2 separate regions of the Mus musculus genome follow, and region 2 is linked to region 1. Evidence: chromatin contacts called from ENCODE Hi-C or POLR2A ChIA-PET data. All regions are on one chromosome and are shown on one strand. Each heading gives the region's core, a stretch centred on a gene start or an enhancer-like site at or near the end of the contact. The rest is flanking DNA. Distances are from core to core; before and after follow the strand shown.

Region 1 (3,060 bases), core at 350-2,849:
GAGTGGGACCCCCCCTCCCCACAAGTGGCCAAACACCATAGAGAAACCAAACAAAAACACAAATAATGTCCTCTTTCAATTTAAAGTGTAAAACTTGCCAAGCAGTGGTGGCAGACACCTTTAGAGGCAGGTGGATCTGTGAGTTGGAAGCCAGCCTGGTCCACAGAGTGAGTTCCAAGCCAGCCAGGGCTACACAGAGAAACTGTCTTAGAAAACAAAAACAAACTAACAAACAACACCCCTCAATTATTTTAACTACTCTCTAACCCTAGATCCCCACTAGGCAAGACATCCTGAGCCCCAACCACGAGCTCTCCAAAGGACAGCAGTATATACATACACTCACAAAACCATAATGACATGAAATGATTAACATGTGACTGAAGGAATGGCACAAACTGAATTTTCAATAATCGCATTCTCCCACCCCCCTCCCCCCACCTTTATGTCTTTCCAGACAGGGTTTCTCTGTGTAAATAGCACTGGCTGCCCTGGAACTCGCTTTGTAGACCAGGTTGGCTTCAAACTTACAGAGATCCATCTGCCTCTGTTTCCAAAGGCGTGCACTACCACGCCCAGCTGCATATCGGGTTTTTGTCTTTTTGTTTTTTTTACGTAGGAAGAAAGGAAAACATCAAACATCTTACCACCCAAACCACCCAGCTGGGGTCAATTCATACATTGAGAAATGGCTGAGGAAAAAAAAAAGGCAAGAAGATTCTGTACTGACTTAAAACAAGTTGCCTCACACCAACCCAGAAAAGGTTACATTTTCAACTTGAGCTGTAATTTTCACGCAAAAATCTGAACCAAGATTTACCGATTATAGCGGCATCCGATATCACATTCCCCAGACGTTTTCTGTAGAATACAAATTAGGTTATCTAGTCCGCAGGGAGGAATCCCACTATCTATGTAGCCTGCTAAGATTTCATCTTTCTTTACCATAGACACTGGATCCAAGTTTGGCTCTAAAAGGATCCTTTGTTTCACACCCAAGTTTGGCTCCCACGTACAGCATCGTCAAGCTGAGGTGATGAAAACTGAACCCACACCGCTTGCCTCCCAGGCAAACCTCTGACCACTATACATTCCCCCAGCTCCATTCAGATACCTAGTCATGCAAGGTTCCTTTCTTCAACATCCATCTTCTCCAACCCTTTCCCCAAACAGCCCCTCGGGTCGCCACCGAGCCACAGACAGGAAATGGGGCTGGCGCCCCTCCTTTTCAACCTTGCTCGGAGCCGTGGGTGTGGACGACCTCGACTGCAGATCCCGGGGTTCCCCAGGATTCTGCAGGTCCAGGTTCACTGCCCCTGGGCTGACAGGCAGGACCATAGGGGCTGCATGGTCCTCGGATGTGATCACTAGAGAGGGGAGGCGGCAGGCGGGCCTGGCAACCCCGAACCCGCGCGGCCCCGCACATGCCACGTCAGGCCGTACCTGGCTCGTAGCGTTGCTGGCTGCGGAGCTCAGGAGGCGGCACCCAGGGTCGGGGTCCGGGCTGGGTTCAGCTTCCCTCTTGGACCTCACCCGCAGCAGCCGCCCCGCCCAGGTGTCTTCTGATTGGCTTCTTGCACTTTTGCTTCCGGGTGAGAGGTCGCCCGGTCGCCCCAGCAACCGAGGCCCGCTCTGTCCTAGAGCCCAGCTCCCTCCAGCCTGCCGAGCTGGCGAGCCTAGGGGAATCGCAGAGTCGCGAAAGCCTGTCCTTCACGTCTCCATCAAGTGAGTGCGCTTCCTCTCGGGAGCTGATGGACCCGGAGCCAGCCGCAGCATCCACTCTGGGGTGGAGGGGCACCGACAGCCCGGCGTCGGGGGATCCGGAGATACAGCGTGGGCCCCCGAGTCTGTGGGTTCGCTGTGCCTATCACTCCGGATTTGTTTCCTTTACGGTGCCAGATCAATGGCAGAGGTTCCTGCTAACTCACATAATCCAGAAATTTGAATGTGGAAACGTCACCCCCTTATTTAGAGAATATTAGTTTCTGTAATCGAACTCACACAGATAAGGTTTTACCTATGTAATACAGTGAAGTAAGCCTGTACAAATGGAAAAGAAATTAGCTTGATGTTTCTAGACTAATATGGCTGCTGATTTTGGTACAATGACAACTCAACATGGTTGAAAACACAAGTACAGTTTTCAAAAATTAAACGTGTGTTTAATATATATACATATTTAATATATTATATAATATATATTAACATATAATATATTAATATTATTTTAAATATAGGTATATGTTTATATGTGTATATATTTATATATGTGTATATATTTTTATATATGTATATATATCTATGTATATGTATAAAGAGCAATAATAGTATGTTATGCATCAGTAATAACAACAGCTTTTTCAGGTCCTGTAGTCATCTGAACAAAATTGTAGACGTCTAGCCTCGCCTTAAAAACAAACAAACAGAAAAACACCACCAAACAACTAGAAACAGCACAGGTCTGTGACCATTAGGGTACCAGCACAATATATATATGTATATAAGTATACACATATACATACATGTGTGTGTATTGTACATATATAATTATATGTATATTATATATATGTATGTATATTATAGACATATAATTAGCTTTTAAATCATCTGTAAAGAAGACATCCTGAGTAATATTGGAACCATCTTTGATAAAGCTACCAATTCATATCATGCAGCAGGTAGGAGATATTTTACACTCACATGATACAGTGCTGCCCCCACATTTGTAACACTAGAGGGCGAAAAAGGCATTTGAGACTTCTTTTTACTTTTTTCAGCAGAGGGCCAAATGCTGGTGTGACATAGCTCTGTAAAAGAAGTGCACTCTTTTAGATAGGAATTCCTTTCAGTAGTGTTCAAAGTATTACACTCTCACGAAACAACAAACAAACAAACAAAACCAAAAAAAAAAAAACCCTGAAAACCAAAAAGGGGAAACATTTCCCCGAGATAAAGCCGTACAAGACTATGCTCATCAAACGTGGAAATCTGAAGAGCGGTTGAGGACTGCTTCATTTCCTGTATGATCAGTTGTGTTTAGTAGTGTCCTGCTTAGTAGGC
Region 2 (3,151 bases), core at 622-3,121, 190 kb after region 1:
CAATTCTCCAAGCTAAGCAGGCAATTGTGCAGGTAAAGCCAATGTAGAAATGGACTGAAGTCTCATGGAGTCATTAAGGATGCACAACAAGGTGGTCTCTTTGATTTTCTTAGAAAACATACAGAGGTTTGTAAGTAGGGAGACACTTGAGGATAAAGCGCAGGAACCTAAGTCTGAAAGATAAAAGCAAAGTCTTCCAACAAAGCCAACAGTTTCCACATAACATACCAAGAGGGGAAGGGGAGAACAGGGCAGACGAGAAACTGAAAGGTACTGGCCTCTGGGAGTATGAAATACCTTTCAAGACTTTCTGGTAAAATAGAAAGGCTCTGCATAATGGCACAGTAAACGCCAGGTACTCAGTAGTAACAAAACTGCATTTTAGCAAAGATAGCACGAAAATCATCTGAGCAACAAGAAATGGGAGATTAAATTGTAAAACAATTTCTACAGGTAAGGCAAATGAAAACAAAAACCAATCTGGTTGTTTTAAAATCCATTCAAGCACACCTGTTTCAGATGTCTTAGTACAGTATTTACTATGTCACTAAGTGTTGCTGTAGAAGCTGTTAAAATGTAGCAACATTCACGAATAACTTTAACCACTGGCAAACAAAAATCCAAAATGCCTAACCAAAGGACAGACAGTTGCTTTAGAAGCTTTTAAAATGTAGCAACATTTCCAAATAAAAAGATGCAAAACACCAAACCAAATGACGTTCAAAGATTCTCAGACACTTCAAAAGAACCAATCTGAATACAGTGGCATGTGCATCACCGCTGTAATGGGGGAGGGGGTCAAGAAAACGGGGAGTTATGACTGAGGACGAGCACAGCCGAGCAGGCCATGTTCTTGCTGGCAGGCAACCTCGCAATTACTTAGGCAAGCACTGTGGCCAAGGCACTTTCGAGCCAGTGAGAGTACCGGACTCCTAAAACGAGAGGTTGACCGCAGTTCGGAAGATCGAGAAGGTAGGCAATGGCCTTCGTTGACCTCCACGGAAAACCGAGGCTCCTCCAACCCCCGCCTCCGCGCTTGGATGATCCAGACCAACCCTCCCCGACTGTGTGCGGCCTTCCCACGCACCCCGGGCGAGTGTCAACAGCTGGAGCAGCGGACGCGGGGAACCTCGCAGCCCGAGCAGACCTCCCCGAGATCCGAGACCGGGAAGAAAGACGACAGTGGCGCCCCGCCTCCCCACCCTCGCCCAGCCCCGCGCGGACTGCGGCCGGGAAGCGGGTTCCGCGCCCCTACCTTTTTCAGCGCAGGCACCAGCAGCCCCCGCCACTTGGGCGCGTTCTCCTCGCTGAAAAACTCGTAAGGCAGCTGCTGCGCCTGCATGGTGCCCGCGGGGCGCCTCGGGGCGGGCGGAGGGGCGGCGGCTCGCGGCGCGGAGAAGGGCCACAGCCCGTGCACGGCCCGGCCCCCTCGGGGCGCCGCGCGGCCCGGCTAGCGCTGGCGAGGAGTCTGGGGGGCGAGGCCCGCGGCCGGACACCCACCCGACACGCGCGCCGCTCGCCGAGAGCCAACGCAACCCGGCGGCGGCGGCGGCGGCATCCCGCACCACCGCCCCGGGGCAGGCCCCCCGCTCCGCCCCGGGCCGCCCTCCGCCGGGGCTGCGCTCCCCGGCACGGCCTGGCCCGCCGAGAGACGGCGCGTGGATGGACGCTCCGGCCGGTGGCGCCCGCTCGCCAGCGGGGAACTCAAGCGAGAGGCCCAGAACGGGACGAAGCGGGAGCAGGGGTCGGTGGGGAACGGGGAGGGCCCGAGGTCGCTGCCGGGGAATCCGGCCGCTTGGCCGTCGCCGCCGCTGCTGCTACCGCTGCCGCTGCCGCCGCCGGTGTAGCGCCGGAGCTTCCTACTAGCAAACTGAACCTGCTCGCAACTGAGCATGCGCCGCTGGCCCGGGCCGGTTCGCTCCGGGTTTTCCGGCTGCCCGCGGATGAGGAGGGGTGCGCGCCAGAGGCTGGGGAGGGCACTCGCAGAGGCGGGGCTGAAGGACCCTGAAGGCGAACCCGCGACCCGAGAACCTGGGTGTGGGGGCCTGCGAGCAGGCGAAGCGCCCCTTTTGTGTGGTCCCACAGCCCGGGAGCCCATCCAGCTCTAGGAGATCCTAGGCCCTGTGTTTCAGAAAAGGGGTGTGTGTACTTTGTTCCCAGCACGAAGATAAGGAGTGCCCCGAGCATGCACTGTATACTAAACAGATTGCACAAAAGATAGATCCCTCTCACAAAAACAAAACAAAACAAAACAAAAAAAAAAAAAAAACAAAAGGCCCGACTGCTCAGTGTTTGTCTAGTGGGAGGAGAGATTGCCTGTTTCCATCTGCCTTTCCATGCCATGAGGACGTAACGCATACGTGTAGTATTTATTGATCATGTGTCTATTCAAACCCACAAGCTTTTATTTATGGATTTAGTCCATCCTGCTTGGGATCTTTCATAGCTTCAACTGGATAATTAGCTTCTGGAAGGGAGGGATTTCCCCCCAGCCCTCACCTCGCCTTGGTACAGGACCCAGGATAGAGATATGAAAATCACAGAATGCTATAAAAGCAGTATCTATGAATTGTCCGTCCATCCTAAGGATGGACTTGCTTCCTGTAGTGGCACTGTGCAACGCTGTGGCACATGTGCTCTATCATTGAACGCTTTCTTAGTAAAACGTCTTAGTTTTCAGTTTTCATTTCATAGATGAGAAGACAGTTGGAAGAACCATGCTGTTTTGTAGTACAATAAACAAGATCTCACAGATGAAAAATGTTTGAAACCACCATCTTTTAGACTACCTCTTAGGATCTGAATGAAATCTACAAGCCTTTCCTTTTATAATACATGTACAGATTTGCATCTTAAAAAAAAAGAAGTCCCCCTCATTTTGAACGTGTTCAGTAATAGTTTGAAGTCCATCCATTAACCATCAGAGTAGTAAGACAACAGCAGACCTGCTGGTGGGAGGGCTCAGCCAGGAAAGAGCAGGTGCAGCCAAGACTGGGAACCCAAGTTCTGTCTTAGATACCCAAACGCTGGGAGCAGAAAAACTGACTCCCAGAAGTTCGTCTGATCTCTACACATGGCCAATGGCAGGTGCACCACACACAAGATAAATATAATTTTTTAAAGAGAAAGGCAGAGGAATTATAGCTTAGGA

The links. Hi-C counts contacts between places; a loop is a spot of excess contacts on that map. ChIA-PET counts read pairs that join two places held with the same protein, here RNA polymerase II (POLR2A).
Region 2: a loop to region 1 is called in a map of left cerebral cortex, with 6 times the contacts of the local background. The contact joins the promoter of Sos1 here to the promoter of Morn2 in region 1. A Hi-C loop is called at or near these places in 2 of 37 maps with a recorded cell type or tissue (both left cerebral cortex). POLR2A ChIA-PET finds 5 or more read pairs at or near these places in 3 of 5 experiments (Patski and embryonic stem cell).

The regions. Positions count from the first base shown.
Region 1 is chr17:80,288,613-80,291,672 of GRCm38, forward strand. It overlaps Morn2 (MORN repeat containing 2), which reads left to right and starts at 1,600. Exons shown (of 5, transcript NM_194269.2): 1 at 1,600-1,725. It overlaps Dhx57 (DEAH (Asp-Glu-Ala-Asp/His) box polypeptide 57), which reads right to left and starts at 1,864. Exons shown (of 24, transcript NM_001163759.1): 1 at 1,444-1,864.
Region 2 is chr17:80,478,582-80,481,732 of GRCm38, forward strand. Sos1 (SOS Ras/Rac guanine nucleotide exchange factor 1) reads right to left here and starts at 1,872. Exons shown (of 22, transcript NM_009231.2): 1 at 1,256-1,872. The coding sequence starts at 1,342.